2 separate regions of the Homo sapiens genome follow, and region 2 is linked to region 1. The links are chromatin loops, found by intact Hi-C in ENCODE. Cell type or tissue: PC-9. All regions are shown on one strand. Each heading gives the region's core, and the rest is flanking DNA. Links, peaks and the distances in the headings are about the cores only. Region 1 overlaps CUL3 (cullin 3). Region 2 overlaps CUL3 (cullin 3).

What was found. Peaks named below come from ENCODE experiments on the same cell type or tissue, not always from the same donor. Only the 100,000 strongest peaks of a DNase experiment are listed, where the experiment ranks them.
Region 2: it touches region 1 in a loop (1.9-fold over the local background); 3 of 110 quality-filtered maps call a loop at or near these places.

The regions. Positions count from the first base shown.
Region 1 is chr2:224,489,839-224,500,581 of GRCh38, reverse strand. It overlaps CUL3 (cullin 3), which reads left to right. Exons shown (of 16, transcript NM_003590.5): 11 at 95-219; 12 at 2,733-2,829; 13 at 4,616-4,750. It also overlaps the pseudogene ANKRD49P1. Among named protein-coding and RNA genes, the nearest start is that of CUL3, 90 kb to the left of the region's middle. In PC-9, for the core only: no CTCF peak of the experiment used is centred there; no DNase peak of the experiment used is centred there; H3K27ac peaks cover 1,128 bases.
Region 2 is chr2:224,541,866-224,552,608 of GRCh38, reverse strand. All of the region lies in intron 2 of CUL3 (cullin 3), which reads left to right. Among named protein-coding and RNA genes, the nearest start is that of CUL3, 38 kb to the left of the region's middle. In PC-9, for the core only: no CTCF peak of the experiment used is centred there; no DNase peak of the experiment used is centred there; H3K27ac peaks cover 426 bases.

The DNA.
Region 1 (10,743 bases), core at 1-8,000:
TAACTGCTTTGGTAAATCTAACACAATGTCTAAACAGAACAGAAAGCAAATCCTAGTTAATTTTGAGGGGAATATCTCTTTCTGTTTTACATAGGTATCTTTAGGTGGTGTTGATCTTACAGTCCGGGTGCTCACGACAGGATATTGGCCCACTCAGTCAGCCACACCAAAGTGCAACATCCCACCAGCACCAAGACATGCTTTTGAGATATTCAGAAGGTAAATCAAAATCAGACTTTGTATCACTGTGTACAAGTAAGTGTTCAAAATTAAAAATGAATTTGAACATTAGTATCCGTAATTGAGGATGAATGTATTCCATTTATTACCTCGTGATCAAAAGGAGCATTTATCCTGGCATACAGCAATTTCCCCCTCTATAGGATCTTGATGAGTAAAGTAAAGCAGGCATAATTTATCTCTAGAAAGATTGTTTATATGCTGGCATTTGAAATGCCTTTTATTTAGAGCAGCAGTAAAAATGGAAAAAGAGAAAGTAAATGATGATGGAAAACTAGACCCAGAGAATTCCTTGGACTTTTCTGAACACTTCAGCTAACTCCAATTGTTGGAAATACGTGGATACCTTATTCCCACTAGTACTCAGAGTCTCTGAGATGGCAGTTTTGATGAGGAAGAGGAGCAAGATGAAAAAAAAACAAGAGTGATATGCAAGAAAAAAACAGAGAAAGATCCAAGCAAATATTTTTTTTGGGCTGCTGAAAATAATTGGCTTATCCAGTGTGGAGACTGCTTTGTGAAAAGACCACTCGTGTGAACACTAGGGATGAAGATGAGTGTATCACCCCCTTCATCGAGCAGCCTAAGGTGGACACTTAGACATTGTCTGTGAGCTGATTGCACAAGGGGCAGAAGTTTTTGCAGTGACCGTAGATAGCTGGACACCCCTGCAGGGTGCTTATAAGTGGAATAATACCAGAGTGGCTTCTTTATTTCTTCAGCATGGTGTAGATTAGTTATCAGTGACCAAACAAAAGGTCTCTTGACCCACTTGCATCTTGCTGCTGGGATCAGAGACAGCAGAGCTACTCTAGAACATCTACTGGTGAACTGTTAACCTCAAACCAGATCTGAAAAAACAACTGGGAAGAAACTGTATTTGATATTGCCAGGAGGACAAGTATCTGTCACGACCTCTTTGAAATTGTGGAAGGCACTGTACAAATTCTTCACCTTAGTCTTAATGATTCTAGTAATTGTCTTAAGTGTCCAAGTACCAGTGCCTTCTTTGTGTGAGATGTAAAATATTCCCATAGTAAAAGGTTGACATCAAACATCTTACTACAAAAAATTCATTGGTACTTATTAAGATGTTCTTCCAGGTGAATTGCCTGACCTTGATGTCAAAATGTATTTGAAAGTTGTTTGAATATATCTTGAATGATTTCTGTGGAGTTTGTGATTTGTATCAGAAATAATTTCGACTTGCCTACACTTAAAAACTTGACGTGGGTTGTACAGAAACTAAAGATATTTTTGGTGCTGATCCAGGAGATACGTATTTTTAAATAGCCCATATCCTGGATCTTTGTTGAGTATTCAGCATATTGACATGTATCTTTGTAAGGTGAAGTAACTAAGAATTTAACTTAAAAAGCCTCGAACATTCTGGTGCTATTCCTGCTGTCTTCTCTACATTACCATAGCCAGTTGCTTTCATTTTGAACCAGAAGCACTAGCATATTATTGACTTGTAGCTTCATAAATTAAAAAAATAAAAACTAGATTTTGTCTTTTAGAACATAGGCCATTTTCCAGGAAAGCAGCTAGGTTTTAATCCATTAATCTTGTATACTGTCTCCACCACCACAATTCACATAATCCTGTAGACAGTCCTGCTTCACCCTGGTCAACTGCATGATCCTTATTGTAATAGTGAATCAGTATAACACTTTAGACATGCACACAGATAACACGCTGTTGCAAGAGTTCATGATATGTCTGCTGTCCAACTAGTTTTATTTGCCTGATCCTACTGGTTTAGGCACTGCCTATAGTCTCGAGTTCACAGAAATGTTGGGTTTTTTCCCTCCCCAAAGTCCTCATTTTTTATAAACTGTAGAAAGGCAAAATGACAAGGGAAAAGGAATTCTAAGAGTGAAGGGATGATTGTTATATTGGGGCAAGAACCACAGAGTGGCTCAGGCTTTGGAAAAAATATGGTGTGGATAGTGACAAAAAACATAAATATAAAAATTCAAGAAAAACTACCAGTTTTGAACAACAAAAACAAAGGGAGAGTTTATCCTTTATAATTTTAATATGTAAGAAAAAATTACATAAACTTTTCCCAGAGGAATATTTTATAAATGTGCATTGAGTATTTTTCGTACTGTGGTATAGGAGTATATTTTGTACTGTTGATGTCTGCTACTGACTTAGAACAAATTGATTATTGGGTTACTATGGAGAAAGGTGGTCTTAAGAACAGCAAGGGCTGAGCAGCAGTAGGTTGGGGCAGAGTGTACAGTAGAAATTATTTAGTGTGGGGCCTTTGTCATTTAATATCTAGCTGAGTTACTTAGGACTCTCTCAAGGTCTTGCCTATAGAAAGTTGAAACTGAACTTGATTCCTAAAGTTTCCTTTAAGTTTTAAAGTCCATACACACACACACACACACACAAATGTTTAAGGGATGTTATCCTGTAGTTTGTAATTTCAAATGTGTAAGTTTGTTTGATTTTCTAAAACCTGGTTTGATTTACTGAAGGTTCTACTTAGCCAAACACAGTGGTCGACAGCTCACACTCCAGCATCATATGGGTTCTGCAGATCTCAATGCCACATTTTATGGACCAGTTAAAAAGGTAAATATTGATAGTTTGAACGTATTAAGTAACTTAAAGTTAGTCTATTAGAGCTGATGTGTGATTTATGTTGACCTGGGTAAATTACTTACTTCTGTTTCTCTGCCTGTCTCACATGTTAGAAAGGTTAAAAATCCTAGCTTTGATTTATTACTTCTGTTCTCTCAGTTGCTAACTGCACCTTTGAAAATATGAAGACTATACCAGTATAGTCTTCCCTAAGGACTAAACATTAGGATAATTACATATTTTATTCATAAAATTAGGTTTGAGAAAATATTGCATAAAATAGTAAAATGTAAGTTGATTTCAGTGCATACAAAGCCATGAGCCCCTTTTCAAAATTCTGTCACCTATAATCTTTATTTCTAATAAATCAAGATTGGGAAAATTAACATTTGTGATTTGTTAGATATATAAATGTTATTAAAGTAATTTAAAAAATTAGTATTAGACCAGTGATTTGCCTTCATTTTTAAAAAGCAATCGCATTTTTATATCTAGATTGTGAGGTTTAGAGTAATAATTTATTTTCATTACTTGATATGAATCAGGATTTTTTGCCTTCAGAAAATATTAAGTCTTCTAGAAAAACTGTAGAAATATACCTAAATTGTCATCTAGGAGGCAAATAAGCTTTAGATTTTAATGAGAATTTTACTAGTTTGGTATGATGAATCACTGTTAACATCAGATTAAGTATTGCTGAAAATGCCCATAAAAATATTCTAATTTTGATATTTAATTGAAATGGGAAATAGTGCTTTATAATTTCGTTAAATAATATTCGACACATATTTAAGTGTAAGTGGGAAGGACAAGGAAACTAAAGAACTCAGCTTTTAATTACTGCCTGCTTTTGTTTTAAAAGAGGGTTTTTTTTCCCTAAATAATCATGTTCTTTTGAAGTTTATTAAGCAGATCAGTAGATTTTTAAAACATATGCATATGTTAATTATTGAAGAATTAGAAAGTTCCACTTTGTATCCCTTAAATCGTAAAGCAGGAATAGGCTTTGAGAATGGCAGTTCCCCCCTCCTCCCCCAGCCCCCATGCTATGCTATGCTATTTTTTGATCTCTTACTGTGATCACATCACACAGAAAGAAACCTAATCCTGTTACTTTTGGTGGTAGTATAACAGTAGTGGTGTTTTGTAAGTCTATTATTATTATCATCCCATAGTGTACTGTTAAAATAATTTTAGCATTAAATACAGGGAATTGATTAGTTACTTGTTCAGATAACATTAAAATGTTCACAATGGGGGGACAAGGGACAGTCCTAAATACTGTTTGTGTGTGTGTGCACACATTTTAAGAAATAGATTTCCTTTATATAAATAAGTTATGTAGTTTTGTTGGGGGAGGATGGAGATTATGGGACCTATTTCTGAAACATACCATTAAAGTTACCAGAAAATTGGTCAGGCGTGGTGGCTCACGCCCATAATCTCAGCATTTTGTGAGCCTATGCGGGCAAATCACTGGAGCCCATTAGTTTGAGACCAGCATGGGCAACATGGCAAAACCCCGTTTCTACAAAAAATACAAAAGTTAGCTGGGCATGATGGTGCACACACATGGTCCTAGTTACTTGGGAGGCTAAGGTAGGAGGATTGCTTGAGCCCAGGAGGTTGAGGCTGCAGTGAGCTGTGTTTGCGCCACTGCACTGTAGCCTGGATGACAAAGTGAGACCCTGTAACATACATATGTACGTACATACATACATTAATGTTACCAGGAAATGATTGTGTCTTTGTTTATATTTTTTTAAAAATGAAACAGGAAGATGGATCTGAAGTTGGTGTTGGAGGTGCACAAGTAACTGGCTCTAATACACGGAAGCACATATTGCAAGTTTCCACTTTCCAGATGACCATATTAATGCTCTTTAATAATAGAGAAAAATACACATTTGAGGTATGGATTGTGGTTATATACATTTTAACTGTGTTGTTTCTAACTCTCACTTGTTACTTGAGTCTTTCTTATTTGAATAACCTTTAGAGAGTCTCTTTGGGTACTTTTAGAGAAAACTGTATAAAATGGATCATGGAACTGTATGAACATCATACATGTATTGAGTTATGTCTTATTTTTAAATTAACTTTATAGAAGTACTTTTATATAAAACATACCTTATATAAGTAGACAATTTGATGAGTTTTAAATGAGTGCATCTTTGTAACTACCATCACAAGAATATTGCCCGAAAATACAGAGCATTACCTCCAAAATTGCGTTGTACCCCTTGCCAGTCTATTCCCTCCTACCACCTCCAGCCCCAGGCAGCCAGTGACCTGCTTTATATCACTATAAATTAGTTTTGTTTTTTTTTAGACTTTCATGTAAATGGAATCATACATGTTGTCTGTATGCTTTAATCCTTTGTCAGTTCACCTGCATTTGGGTTGATACCGGATTTAGGCTAAGTAGAGCTATATGTTTAACATTTTAAGAAACTGCCGAACTGTATCCCAAAGCAACTATACCATTTTCCTTATTTGCCAGCAGTGCAAGACGGTCCAGTCGCTCTACATCATCTGCAGTCTTTAGATTTTGAGCCGCTTTAGTTGGTGTGTAATAGTGTCTCATTTTGGATTTAATTTTCTTTTTTTTTTTTGATGATGATGTTGAGCATCTTTTATGTGTTAATATGCCACTGATATATCTTGTTTGGTGAAGTGTTTGTATCTTTTTTGAGTTGTTTTCTTACTACATTGTAAAAGTTCTTTATAAATTCTGGATACAAGTCCTTCGTCAGATATATGTGCTCTGAGTATTTTTTTCAGTCTGTTGCTTGCCTTTTCATTTTCTTAATGGTGTCTTTTGAAGAGCAGAGTTTTAAAATACTGAAAAAGTCCAGTTAATCACTTTGCTTTTTGTAGTTTGTGCTTTAAGTCCTAAGAAATTATTGCCTACCCTGAATTTGTAACGATTTACTTTTATTTTTTCAATAGTTCGTAATTTTAGCTTTTACATGTATGTCTACGATGAATTTTAGGTTAATTTTTTTATATAGTATAAGGTAAGGATTAAGATACATTTCCCCTCACGCTGTCAGTTGTTTGTTCCAGCATCATTTGTTGAAGGCACTATTTTTTTCCCACCGAATTACCTTGTCGTCATTATTTAAAAATCAATTGATCATATATGGGTGGGTCTATTTTTATGCTGTCTGATCTGTTTCATTGATCTCTATGTCTGTCTTTATGCCAGTTTTATGCTGTCTTGATAGTGCAGTCATTTTTCTCTTTGCACCCATCTTTTTTCATTAGAGTAACTAATTTTATAATATGCTTTTTTTTCCTTTTCCTTTTCTCCCAATTAAAATATGATTTGATTACATTAAATCCAATTAGTCTTTTCCTGTACATTTAAAGGGTGTTTTGGGGTTAAAATGAAGGTCATGTGATTCACATTAAGTTTAAATTTAAGGTAATGAATATTTTGAAAGACTCAAAATTAATTCCATATTTGTACTTAATTGAAAACCAATTTTCATATACAGGTGAGCACAAGAAAAAAAATAGTGTGTTTGAAATTAAGAGCAAGTTCTAGGCCTATTTAATATTCATGTCCATACTCCCATTTATGTATCCCATTTATATGGGAGTATGGAAGTTAGTATAATTAAGAGAGCCATCATTTTTATGTGATATATTTAAAGGGAATGCTTGAAATCTAGGTATTTTAGTAGCTCAGTGGCTAAATTGAGAAGTTTTTCTTATGGATTTCCATGTGGGTCTTACCTAGGGAGTAACCTTGAATTTTTTTTACTTTTATTTTTATTTTATTATTACCTTGATTTTCAAGCATGAGTTATATTTGATTGAGTCCCAAGAATACTGATTAAGCAAGCGTTGAGTACCTTACCCAAACCTAGGCTTTTCAAACAGAGGTGGAATTAAATTATCTCTAACAGCTGTTTTTGTGTAGTCATTTTTTTAATCTGCGGCTCTTAATGGATAAAATATTTTAAACAAAATTAGCTACTTGGTAAATGCTAGAGTTGATTTTCAGAGTCCTGGCTTATAAAGACCTGGTAAAAAATAATGGGATAATAAAAAATACGAATTCATTTTTTAAAGCTGTTACTGGAATTGCTGGAAAATTTAGTGGTTCAAGCTTTTCCTTTTCCCATCTGACTTGGAATCATTGATGCTAATAAGCAGTTATTAGATGGAAGGTTAAAATTAAGTAGAGAATATCTGTAAGTTTTCCAACTTTAGCTAAGTCACAAAGCAGAAACTGATTGTAGTGTATATAGAATGCCATGCCTATGGCTCCAAAGCCTTCTGGCTGCTGACACCTCAAATCTGGGGCATTGTGAGAAGGCACAAGAAATGTGTCTTTACTCAACACCACGTGTTTCTCTACAGTCTGTTGCTAATGTTTTATTAGCTAGCCTTTTTAAAGAAATCACCTCCACAAATTAGTGGAGATAGTTAAAAGTATTTAATTATAATAATTTAAAGGAAGGTGAACTTTTATTTTTGAATATTCTGTGTGAGTTCAGTAAGATGGTGTATTGTTTAATGCCACATGACGAATTTCAAAAGTTAGTGATTTAAAACAACCACTAACAATTTATTATCTCTCGTTTCTGTGGGTTAGGGATTGAGAAGATACTCAGTTGGGTAGTTCTGGCTTGGGGTTCATGAGGTTGCATTTAGATGTTGTCTGGGGTTCTGGTCATCTGACGGTTTGACTGAAGCTGGAGAATACACTTCCAGGGTGGTTCACATGGCTGGCAAATTTGTTCTGGATGTTGTTAAGTGGCCTTAGTTTCTCTGCACATGGGCCTTTTCATGTGGCTCTTTGTCCTCAAATCTTGGTGGCTGGTTTTCCCAAGAGCGAGCAATCCAGAAGACCCAGGCAGAACCTGCAGTGCCTTTTTGATCTTTCCCTGGAAGACATGTAGTGTCACTTCTCATTTTCTTGGTTGCCCAAGTCAGCCCTGATAGTGAGAGGACCACACAAGATTAACATATACCAGGGTTATTACGTGCTGTCATAGAAGCTGGCTACAACAGGTGGCATTAATTTGTAGTGTCATATTTAATCTGTAGTAGTCAGGCTGCTGCTGAGGTTTTTTCTTTTCATGTTTTTTGAATGACTAAAGGTAAGTTTATTGTGATTTAGAACAGCTAAAAATAGGAAATACATACAGTGGTAGTCTGTACCTTGGACTTTAGTAATTAGCAGTGGGTTTTTGAAAGAGGTATGGATAAGAACTATTAATACATATTTTTGTTAATGTTCTTTATTTTTTATAATTTTATGAGAATGAGTCTGAAATTTAAAAACTACAGACAATAGCACTATTAATGTCAGAATTTAAATAGAAAACTTAACAGTAGTATTTGATATTCATCAATAATTTATAGCAATCATTAGGGACATAACTTCACAATATAGAAAGGAAAATGAAAGTACAAGGGAAAGTAGACAACTCGAGAATCATGGAAATTCCTTACAAATTTATTGACTAACCTGAGTTGAAAAGGGGGATATAGGAAATTTGAATAACACAATTAGCAAGTTAAAATTGAAGGCTGTTTAGCGAACTTTGAACTCAGAAGGCAAAATAGACATACTGCTCTCAGGAAATATCTGAGGCTAGCATAATTTTTTTGCTAAAACTGAGCAAGGAAAATACAAAAGAGAAAGAAAGCTTAAGGTTATTCATCATTCTGCCTTGCTCCTTAGATTCTAATACACTGAAAGCATAAATCTCAATATTAGCAAGTCATATTCAGTAGTGTATTGAAAGAATAATGCACTGTGTTCAAAAAGGATTTATCCCTACAATACAAAGAAAGGTCAGCATAGGAAAACTTTTTGAAAAGATCGTTATTAAGATATTGTAATAATTGTAAAAACAAGCAGTTGCCTAATTGCCAGGCACCATTTTAAGGAGAAAACCATTTGATCTCTATAGATGAACAAAAAGTATTTGATAAAAGCCAGTCCTCATTCCTTATAAAAGTGGGGGACTCATCGCCACCTTAGAATGGATTGCCCTTAATGCCATAAGGTTGTATCTGATGACAAACTAAATCATTGTAGTAGTTAGTAGGAAAATACTAGACACCTTTCTATTAGACTGAGGAACAAGATGAAGTTGCCTATCTTTACTACTACTATTATGCCTTGCTCTGCAGGTCCTAATATACTAAGAAGAAGAAAGGAATGAAATTCATAAGTATCAGGAAGAAATTGAAAAAATTATCAAAATCTGTAGATAATATGATTGTCAATTTGGCAATACATGATAATCAGTGAGAAAACATTTCTTTAGAAGAGTTTTGTTGGAAAGAAAATACCTTTTCAGTAAACCAGCATTAATCAGTAAATGACATGAAGAAAAGGATGTTTTATTAAGAATCATAGCCTTCCCAGGAATCATCTTAACAAGAACTGTGTAGACAGGGTACTTATACCAAGAAGACAGTAAAAGCTAAAGAATATGAAAGGGTAAATGTACCCAAATGGGAGAATTACAAGTTATAAGTGTGCTGTTTTTAAAAGTCACCTATAAATTCAAGGAAATCTGAAATGAAATGTCCAAAATATATATATTTTTAAATAAAACTCGACAAGCTGATTCCATAATTCATCTGGACCAGAAAATGCACAAGATTAGGCAAAACTACTTTTGAAAAGGGATGGGTCTTAGGTAGGAAAGCTCAGTGAAAGGGGAAGGAATTTGTCCTAATAACAAAACATACCATATCACGTTTTTTTAATTTATAATTTTTATGGGTACATAGTACATGTATATATTTATGGGATACGTGAGATATCTTGATACAAGCATATAGTGTGTAATAATCACATCAGGGTAAATGGGGTATCCATCTTAGCATTATTTGTGTTATGAAAATTCCGGTTGTATTCTCTGTTATTAAAAAGTATACAAGTTAACATTATTTAAAATGCATAGACAGACAGCTCATTTGAACAAAAGGGAGTCCAGAAGCAAACTAATATATTTGTAGGTGTCTGGGATGTGATAAATGTCTTTTTTTTTTTTTTCTTTAAAGCTCTGGGATGTATGTGCAGAACGTGTAAGTTTGTTACATAGGTATACTTGTGCCATGGTGGTCTGCTGCACCCATCACCCTGTAGGGTCCAGCCCCACAGGGTCGGTTGTTTTTCTCCCCTTGTGCGGAGACGAGAGATTGTAGAAATAAAGACACAAGACAAAGAGATAAAAGACAGCTGGGCCCGGGGGACCACTACCACCAAGACGCGGAAACCGGTAGGGCCCCGAATGCCTGGCTGCGCTGTTATTGGATACAAGGCAAAAGGGGCAGGGTAAGGAGTGTGAGTCATCTCCAATGATTGATAAGGTCACGTGAGTCACCTGTCCACCAGCCAGGGGGCCCTTCCCTGTTTGGCAGCCGAGGCAGAGAGAGAGGGGGTTAGAGAGAGAGGACAGCTTATGCCGTTATTTCTGCATATCAGAGACTTTTAGTACTTTCACTAATTTTGCTACTGCTATCTAAAAGGCAGAGCCAGGTGTACAGGATGGAACATGAAAGCGGACTAGGAGCGTGACCACTGAAGCACAGCATCACATGGCATGAGATGGTATCTCATTGTGGTTTTGATTTGCATTTCCGTAATGACCAGGGATGATGAGCTTTTATTCATGTTTGTTAGCAACACAAATGTCTTCTTTTGAGAAGTGTCTGTTCATATCCTTTGTCCACTTTTTGATGGGGTTCTTTTTTTCTTGTAAATTTGCTTAAGTTCCTTGTAGATTCTGGATATTAGACCTTTGTCAGATGGATAGATCGCAAAAATTTTTTCACATTCTGTAGGTTGCCTGTTCACTCTGATGATAGTTTCCTTGCTGTGCAGAAGCTCGTTAGTTTAATTAGATCCCATTTGTCAATTCTGGC
Region 2 (10,743 bases), core at 1,824-9,823, 50 kb before region 1:
TTGGTAAAGTAGCGCAACACAGACTACCAGACAGCAGATGACGGGAGGCTTCAGAGAGGACATCTCTTTGGGATTGTTGTAGCTGATTGTTGGCTTTCAAAATAAGTTCACAAAATTGAAGCAGGCATAGAAAATATAAGTACTGTTTCTCTAATAAAAGCACTTCTGGTAGGATATTATTTTTCTTGTCTCTGGAAGAATGTTTCCTTTGAGGAAACTGACACCCATAGGAATTTAGTTCATTTCTCAAGACCACAAGGCAAAATTTAGGGTGTAATGTGGCCTTTGTACCTCACCATAAGAAAAATCTTGGTTTAGAAAATGAAAACATTTCAACTTACACAGGAATTTGTTTTTTAACTTTTTTTCTAAATAAAGTAAAAAAGCATAGTAATGGAGGAAAAAAGTTCTGCTTTTCAGATTTAAAGACGTTTAGAATATATATTATTTTGTCAAAGTGTCAAAGGTATCCTGTAAGACTTTTCCCATCACAGAATTCAGCATTCAAAACTGTTTGCCAGGCTCTGTGCTAGGTGTAAGGAATATATTGGTAAATAGAATACATCTGATTCCTGCACTTATGAAACAGATAGTAAACAGGTAAACAAGTATTTAGTTATAAAATATAATCAAGAAAGGACACAGTGATAGAGGAAAAAATGATAAAGACAACCACATAGGTCAAGAAAGGGCTGTTTGAGGAAGTGATAGTGTTTAAACTGGGATTAGAAGAATAAGCGCTCACAAGAAAAGTGGGTTGAAGAGTATTCTAGGCAAAGTGAATGGCTGTACAATATTTTTTTCTGTAAAGGACCAGATAGTCAGTATTTTTGTTTTTCTGAGCCATACATTCTCAGGCACAGCTCCTCAGAGTCTGTTTTTGTAGCACAAAAGCAGCAACAGACCAAATGTAAATGAATGAACATGGCAGTATTCCAGTAAAACTTTACTTTAAAAAGGCAGCAGGCTGAGTGCAGTGGCTCACGCCTATAATCCTAGCACTTTGGGAGACTGAGGTGGCAGGAACACCTGAGGCCAGCAGTTTTGAGACCAGCCTGAGCAACATAGTGAGACCTTGTCTCTACAAAAAAAAAAAAAAAAATTGACCAGGCGTGGTGGCTCACACCTGTAATCCCAGCACTTTGGGAGGCCCAGGTGGGCAGATCACGAGGTCAGGAGATCGAGACCATCCTGGCTAACACGGTGAAACCACATGTCTCCTAAAAATACAAAAAATGAGCCGGACGTGGTGGCGGGCACCTGTAGTCCCAGCTACACAGGAGGCTGAGGCAGGAGAATGGTGTGAACCCAGGAGGCAGAGCTTGCAGTGAGCCGTGATCACACCACTGCACTCCAGCCTGGGCGACAGAGTGAGACTCCGTCTCAAAAAAAAAAAAAAAAAATTGCCGGGCTTGGTGGCACACACCTGTAGTCACAGTCGCTCAGGAGGCTGAGGCCCAGGAGTTTGAGGCTGCAGTGAGCTGTTACTGAACTACTGCACTGCAGCCTGGGCAACAGAGCGATTAAAAAAAAAAAAAAAGCTGGAGGCTATTCTTTGCCACTTCCTAAAGACATTGAATAAAATCCCATCATAAGTAGGGAGCTAAGACTTGGTAATGGAGAGGAATGGGACAAGATGGGGTTGCAGAGAGAAGCAGAAGCCAGATCATATCATGCCAGACCTTGAAGCCATGGCAGAAGGCTTTGTAATTAATTATATGTACGTTAGGAAGCCATTTAAGGATTTTAAGCAAGATAAATAAGTTAGAGAGCATAAGAGTTGAAATAAGGGGACCAGGAAGGAGTAATCCAGAAATTCAGGTGAATAACAGTGATGATTTACACTAGTGTAGTGACAGTTAAGATTGAGAAAAGTTTTAAAATACAAGATATATTTTGGATGTAGAAAGAACGTTACCTGCTAGCAGATTGTTTGTAGGGAATAAGAAACGGACAAATCTAAGATCAGTTTTAAGTTTTTGGCTCTTGGCTAGGCTAGGTGATTTAATTTTCTGATACGGTGGGGCAGACAAAGGAGCTCCATTTTGAACAGGTTAGTTTTAAGATACCTGTAAAATTTGATATGCAAATCAAATTATCCGAGAAGTTTGAACTGGAGATGTGTATTTGGGAATTGTGAACATATAGATGGTACAGGTTGAACATCCCTAATCCAAAAATTCAGAATGCTTCAAAATCCACAACTTTTTGAGCGCCAACATGATGCCACAGTGGAAAATTCCACAGCTTATCTCATGTGATGGAGTCACAGTCACAGCACAGCCAAAACTTTATTTCACAGACAAAATTACTAAAATATAACATTACCCTCAGGCTATGTGTATAAGGTGTATATGAAACAAATAAATTTCATGTTTACACTTGGATTCCATCCCCAAGATCTCTCATTATGTATATGCAAATACTCAAATCTGAAAATTGAAACACTTCGGGTCCCCATGCATTTAGGGTGAGGAGTACCCAACCTGTATTTAAAGCCCTGGAAGTAAATGAAGTCACAGAGACAAGAGAAAAGAGGGCCCAGGATTGCACCCTGAGGAATTTAAACACTTCGTGTTCAGATACATTGAGGATTGCAGTGGAGACTGAAAAGTTGCCAGTTAGTGGTACTTAAGACTTAGCTCTAATCTTACATTATAAGATAATAATATTTGACAGGTATTTAGCAGAGTTACAGTTTTTCACAGCCATTTTGCGTGTGTGTGTGTGCGTGTGTGTGTGTGTGCACGCATATATGTGTATATGTAAGTCAGATACTAAAGCACGGTTTTAAATTTAGAAATAGTAATAATTAGTTTTGCTACTTTTGGGCATGTTAAGGGTGGAGCCATCTTCTTTCATTCTCCTTTCATAAGGTTCCTATTTGGGATTCAAACTTGACAGTTTTTAAGCTTGTTGTAGAGTAACAAAGGACTTGCCTTTTCTTCTTCTAACTCCTGTTGAGCACTTTAATAGTAAGAAATAACCTAGATGCAGCTGCAGTGGGAAAAGTAATAGGTAGAAAATAGAACTGAGCATTGGTACTTAATTCTCTCACTAATAATCTTGAACAAATTACTAAACCTTTCTGGGATTTAAAGTATTAATCTATAAAATGAGTTTGGAGTTGGTCGTTTTAGCCCAAAGAACTTTAAAAATTATGATTATGTGTCTTGATAAGTTTAGGTTATTAAGACTTAGGAAGATAATAGTCTCTAAGACTGTTTATTCCTGTGCCATGTGTTTTGAATAAAAATGTTTCAATTTTTTTTTTTTTTTTTAATTTATTTTCCGAGACAAGGTCTTGCTGTCGCCCAGGCTGGAGTGCAGTTGGCGCCATCTTGGCTCACTGCAATCTCCACCTTGTAGTTTCAAGCAAATCTCGTGCCTCAGCCTTCCGAGTAGCTGGGATTACAGGCGTGTGCCACCATGCTCGGCCAATCTTTGTATTTTTAGTAAATATGGTGTTTTGCCATGTTGTCCATGCTGGTTTTGAACTCCTAGTAGCATCAATGATCCACCCGCCTTGGCCTCCCAAAGTGTTGGGATTACAGGCGTGAGCCACAGCGTCCAGCTTTTTTGTTGTTGTTGTTGTTGTTGTTTTTTGGAGACCAGGCCTTATTGTGTTTCCCAGGCTGGAGTACGTTGGCACAATCTCGGTTCACTGCATTCTCCGCCTCCCAGGCTGTGGTGATTCTCTCACTTCAGCCTCCTACATAGCTGGGCTACCGGCACGTGCCACCATGCCTGGCTAAATTTTTGTATATTTTTTTGTAGAAACAAGGTTTCCACCATGTTGCCCAGGCTGGTCTCGAACTCCAGGGCTCAAGTGATCCATCCGCCTCCCAAAGTGCTGGGACTACAGGCGTGAGCCATTGTGCCTGGCCTCAATTTTTAATTTTCTTGAAGTCAGGGGAGAAACTTTAGTTTTAATATGGGAAGAGCTTTATTATCTCAATTTTGTAATGCTTAGCAGTTTTCTTAGATTTACCTTATGCTTAATTTCTTCATCTTTAATACTCCATAGTAATAATCAAATAACATGGTAACCTCATAAATGAACCTATAAAAATTATTGAACTTTGAAAGTTGGTTTCTTAGAAAAATAGCTGAACAAAAAAAAGTTAACATTTAAAATTAACTTATCTTTTTAGTTATTATTGGAAAGAACATTTATTCTAGTGGTTTTCAAAGTTTTTCTATCCGTATGTCCTATTCTTCAAATAATATCTTACTCCGATTGAATGGGAGGAAGCCAGAATAAGAGGAGCTTCATCCTGCTCACCTTTCCTTTATTCAGAAAACCGCCTGTTGAGCAAGGCTCTGGTGTGAGCATTTGTACTATATCAAGGAAAGATTCCTGCCTTTGTGGAAGTTACGTTTTAGACTTACATACTTGGATCTACGCTTTGTAGTCATAATCTGTTCTAAGCACTTTTGTTTTACCAGTGGGGAAATTGCAGCCTTGAAGGGGACATGGTTTCAAGTTTCAAGTGACTTTCTTTTTTGAATTTCTTTGTAAACTGCAATGTCTTTTTGTAGAACAAATAATTCCTCACCATTTATCTTTTGTACCTAGGGTCTTATTTGCTGAAAATGCTGTCTCTGTGTGAACTACTTTTTCAATATATTTTTCTCCCTATTTCTAGATGGGGAAGAAGAACCAGTTTTAAATTTTATATTTGTTTGTAAGTAAGTTAAGATATTTATGTGAACATGAAGTTGGTAACTTTAAGGTAAACTGTGGACTCTTCTTTATGTCAATTAAACAGACTTCCTTTTATAATAAAGCTTTTGGAGTGCTTTTCCCTTTCTAGGCAAATATTAATTAATCTAATGGAAAACATTAAAATTAATGTTTTTAATGGCATATATATATACAATATATAATGACTGCAGTGAGTTAAGAATATTGATAGAAACACTTGGGAATAAGATTTTCCTTAGCAAATTCAGATTCATTTCAGAGGCCCACAGAGATTGAGTTTCTCCTATGTTTCAGCCACCCAAAAATAAATAAGACATGATTCTTGCCAGCAAGAATCCCATAATTTTAGCGAGGTAATCAGATTTGAGGGGGAGTTACTTTGCCTGAGGAATTCAGGGCAAGGTAGAAAGAGGAGGTCACTTTTGATTATACTTAAAGCATTACTCAAGATTCATCATGTGAGCAAAGCCAAAATACTGTCCCGGTAGATAACAAGGAGAGAAAGTTGAATGAGAAAAATGGCAGGTAGGTATGAGCGTAGTGAGATAGATCAGTATAGATGGAAGGTGAACATGTTGTTCATAAGGATGAACAAAAGCATCTTCGAATGTTTTTGTAGGAAATGAGGATAGTAAAGTGGGTTGGGCTAGATTTTGAAAACCATTGTAGGGGATTTGAGTGTTTTTCTGTTGGTGGTGGGAGCCATTGCTTTTTAATCCTTAGAAAGGCTGACTGCAGTGGAGAAGATGTAGTCAGGCATTTAGGATGAGTGCCATTTTCAGTTCCTTGTTGCTGCTTGCTCATCTTTAGTTTTCATGCTATCTTGTCTTGATGTTTAACTTAAAAGTTGCTGGAAGTACTCAACCCATTATGCTTTTTGGGATGGTGGTGACAGGAGTGAGAAGAGACTGTGAGCTAGGTGTGAAAACTGTTAATGGGTATGATATGGGGATAGTGACCTAAATATAAATAGCATAATCCCAAAAGAGACAGAGACTTGTCGGGGATAGTGTGTGGAAAAGGGATTATTAGAGAGTCAGGAAAACAGCAACCGTGGGATATGAAGGACATTGGAAATTGAATGGTTTCTACATTGAAAGGGATGGAAGAGAAATGATGTTAGGGGAGAGGAGGCTTAAAAGTGTTGTTTTAACAAGTTTGCCCATGTTAAGTATCAGCTATTCTGCTTAAGTTGTTAGGTAGACTGTACTTTGAGGGCAAGTACCCCCCCCCATCCTATTTCTGTTGTATTTTTTAGTGATATTCTTCTGTTACTAAGTGAATAAATGAAGGAGGACCTGTTCATTTATCTTTGTGTCTCCTCTTTGCATGTGGTTGGCACTCAGTTGTCTGTTGAAATGAATCTTTGAGAATACTACCAGCAGTCAAAATGGAAACCACCTTGGTTCATAGCCACAAATAGCTGAGATCCATTTTTTTTTTCTCTGTGTGGGGTAATACCTCTCCCTACTCGAGTTAATTACTAAATCTGACAACCATTTAAAAACACAGGTGATTATCGGGCTATATGCTTCTGTTTTTTTGAGATTGAAGTCTGTCTGTCGGCTTAGAACCAGATCATGTTATCTTGAGAAACCATGGTGGTTTTTTCCATCGTACTCGAGAACAAAAATACTGGTAGCTTTGTTGTCATGCTTTGTGTATGTTTTCCTGATTAATTCTGTCAGTGTGCCTGTTACTAAGTTTAACCATGATACTAATGCTATAATAATAGCTTTTAATGTATATCTTAACCATTGGGAATAGTATACTTTACAAACGATAAGTCATAGTGGTGTTTTTCTGTGGTGTACTGTCATTTTTCTTTCTGCATTCCTTTCCAACCAGTAAGTAAAAAGCTATCATTTTTCATAGTAGTATTTTGTACTGATTGAGAAATCCTGATTTTTCTAAGTCATACTATTTTAAGACCAGTTTAAAAGCATATTTGAACTAAGAATGCCTTTTTTAAAAATGTCAAATTTTATGTGATTTTTAAAATAGTATTTGCTTCAACACGTAGCAAATTATCTTTATGTATGAAATTGTGAAAGTGTATTGTCCTAACACCTGTTCTGTGTTCCTTCTTTGAACTTTGTAACTTTTCCGTAGTGCTATTTATTGTATTCTACTTTGTATTGAGGTCATTTGAATGCTAATATTAGGCTCCCCCTTCTCCCCTCTCCCTCAGAGATTATAAAGTGGCTGAAAGTGTCTTGTATCCCCCATAGTGCCAAGCACCCTGTTTTGCCTGCTGGAAGCAAACATAAATACATGAATTGTCAGTCTGGGGAAATACTTTGTATACTTTTGAATGAGTGGTTGATATCTGATAATAGGACCTGATTTCTTTAAGAGCTTCATTTTGGACACTTAAAGCAAAGAGTAAGAATGGGGAATATTTCCACTGAGAATGAATTTGATTTTGAAATTGAGAATAGTGTGCTTTTTGTGAAATGCTGTTAAGTTACATTACTATGTACGTTAGAAAATTACTTAATGAGGAATCTTCTGGCAGCAATGGAGAAAATTTTTTCCCTACAGTGGCTATCTTACTGTTTTTTTAAGGATACTGGTATAATTTTTCTGATCACTATTGCCATCTTAATTATTAAAGTTAATTAAAAATAATGAGAATAACACAGTCTACTGTATGAAAAGGATAGTGAATTTTATATTATTCAGGAATCTCATCATTAGTTAATTCTTGGAAAGTTTAAAATACCTACAAAACTTAAAATTAATTATCTTGGCCTTAGTAGAAGCTTGTTTGAGATACAGAAATCTTAAGATTGCTATATGTATTATAACAGCAACATCTGTTAACCAAATTTATATTAGTTGTACAAATAATTGGAGTTTGACTGCATTAAGAATTCCTCAAAATATGAGGTAAGAGTTCCTTCCAGTCATTCAGAAATTCTATCCTTTAGAGGAAAGGAAAGCAAGTGTCCTTATTCCTGACCTGCCCCTATTTTTGTATATGACTTCTGTAAAAATAGCAGAACATTGCAGTGTTTCTTTTTAACCTTTTAGATCAGGAATTCTCAGGGTGAGGGAAAGAGCCATGAAGCTTTTTTCTCAAACAGTTCTGTCAGCTGTCCTCTATACCTTATGGCTTGTCTCCCATTGGGATTCACTTTATCTAGTAAGCCACTTTTATTGATAGGTTTGTGTCATACCACTGTGGTATGATAAGGTGGAAAAATTTTGAAATCTTTAAGAATTATTTAATGGCATTCCTTGGAAGACTAAAATTCATGTAACTGGCAAAATTTATAAAGTGACAAACCCCTAGACCACATGTGATTAATGCAGGACTGAAAAAAGTATGTTTTAAGTGGAAATTTAAATGCTATTTTTATTTTTATTTTTTAACTTTTTTTGTATATGTAAGAATGTTTTTGTAACATTACTTATAATGGTAAAAAACTAAAAGCAACTTATCCATCGTTAATAAAGTGATTGAAGAAGTTATGGCATTAAGTGCTATTTTTGTAGGTCATAGTAAATGTTGCATGCTTTTGTATTATGCTGTCTTTAACAGATGAAACAGGCAACATGTTTTGGAATTTAGAGCCAGAAAGATAGCAGGCATCCAGTGGCTGTCAATTATTTTAAAATAGAAGCCCCAATTTAAAAAATCATACAAAACTATTATAAATCATATTTAATAAGGGGAAATGAAGTCTTTTCTGCAGTGGTGCTAAGTAAGGCATTGCAGTGGAACATGATGTCATTGATCTAATCAACCATAGTCACATCACAGGTAAAGAGGTGCTACAGACTAGATAGGTTAGGTGACTTGCTCAGAGCCCTTAGTTAGTGACTTCCCTGGGCAGTTGTCTGCAAAGAGGTTGAGTATCCCTAATCCAAAAATCCAAAATCTGAAACTTTTTTCTTTTTTTTTTTGAAATGGGAGGGGTCTCACTCTGTCACCCTAGCTGGAGTGTAGTGGCATGATCTCGGCTCACTGCAGCTTCCACCTCCTGGGCTTAAGTGATCCTCCCACCTCAGCCTCCTGAATAGCTGGGACTACAGGCACACACCACCACCCCCAGCTAATTGTTTATATTTTTGGTGGAGATGAGGTTTTGCCATGTTGTCCAGGCTGGTCTTGAATTCCTGAGCTCAAGCCATTGTGCCCACGTCAACCTCACAGAGTGCTGGGATTATAGGCATTGAGCCGCCACACCAGGCCAAAATCCGAAACTTTTTGAGTGCTGAGATGATGCTTTAAGGAAATGCTCATTGGAGCATCTCAGATTTTGGATTTTCGGATTAAGGATGCTTACCTGGTAAGTATTATATTCCAAAATCTGAAAAAACCGAAAATCTGAAAAAATCAAAAATCTGAAACACGAGTGGCCTCCAAGTGTTTTGGATAAGTGATATTCAACCTTAGCAGATTTTTATTATCTTAGCTTCTGGGTGAATGTTAAAATACTATAGATTTATAGAATGACATACCTTTGAGTTATTGTACCTCTGTGATACTTTTTAATGTCCTGGTATAATTAGGATGTGCTCCATGTTATTATGTCTCATTTTATGTTTTTAATACATGATTAGTATTTTTTTGATGGACAGTAATGCCAAGTATAAATTTCTGTACTTTGGGGATTTGTCTATATTTGGACCTAATGTTGTCCTGAATTTGGAGACTTGTTTACCAAGGAAGTCCTCAATTTTCAGTATTCCATATCATCATTGATTATGTGACTCTGTTTTAGTTTCAATGAACTTTAGAATTAAAGTTTTTAATTTGTTTTAGCTGATGATTTCTTTGTTTTACCTAGACATTTAATTAGGATTGGCTGGCTGGGATTTTGCCCCAGGCATTGAAATGTAGAGTGTGAAAAAATTTTAATTAATGATTAAAAACAATTATGTGTGTTGTGGGGTATGGGAGAACTGTGCACATTATGTCCTTCAGCTCTCCAGCTAGCCCAAGAGCTGCTGGCCCAGTATTGCTTCCTTGTCAATCCATGGAGATATTTGGGAATGAAAACTCAAGGGCAAAGTTTGGAAGCCTGTAGCTCCTGGTCATTCCTGCTGTTGTCTCCTGTCATCCTCCTTTCCAGCTCCTTTTGTTTCTCTTTACCAGTAATTTGACTGACTTGAGGATGTGTATATTGCAGCTTGGACATTAATTTATCATTAAGCAGGTTTTATTATACAGTTGAAAAATAGGCCAGACACGGTGACTCATGCGTATAATCCCAACACTTTGGGAGGCCAACGTGGAAGGATCACTTTGAGGCCAGGACTTCGAGACCAGCTTGGGCAAAACAGTAAGACCCCTTACCTACACACGCATGCGCGCGCGCACACACACACACACGCACACGCACACAGCCAGAAGTGCTGGCACACACACACACATACACACACACACACACACAAAAAGCCAGAAGTGCTGGCGCGTGCTGCTGAAGTCCTAGCTACTTGGGAGGCTCAGGTGGGAGCATCACTTGTGCCCAGGAGCTTGAGGCTGCAGTGAGCTATAATTGTGTCACTGTACTCCAGCCTGGGTGAAAGAGTGACACCCTGTTTCTTAAAAAAAGAAAAAGGTTTCCTTTTGACAGTAATTCCACTTTAATCTTTGCTAAGGATTTAATTTTTAAAAATGCGAGAAAAGCTATATCCACAGAAACAAAGAATAGTGGTCAAGTTTGAATTGTTGCAGAGTGGTTCATAAGGTTGATATACTCAAATTGTTTAACAATTCTTTCATTGTTTGGAATTAAAATTGCTTTTATGAATAAAGCTTGTGGCATCATAGCTTATGTTTATGATAAAATAATAAGGAAACAGGGCCCAATTTTCAAATAATAATTCAAATTTTTAAAAATTAGTGTATAATAAAATTGGCCTTTATTTTCATATATCTCTGAATTTCAGCACACATAAAGATTCATGTAACCACTGTCACACTTGATATAGAACAGTTGCTTGACCCCAGTAAACTCCCTCTGTTATCCCTTTATAGTTCTCTTAACCCCTAGTTCCTGACAACCACTGATCTGCTATCT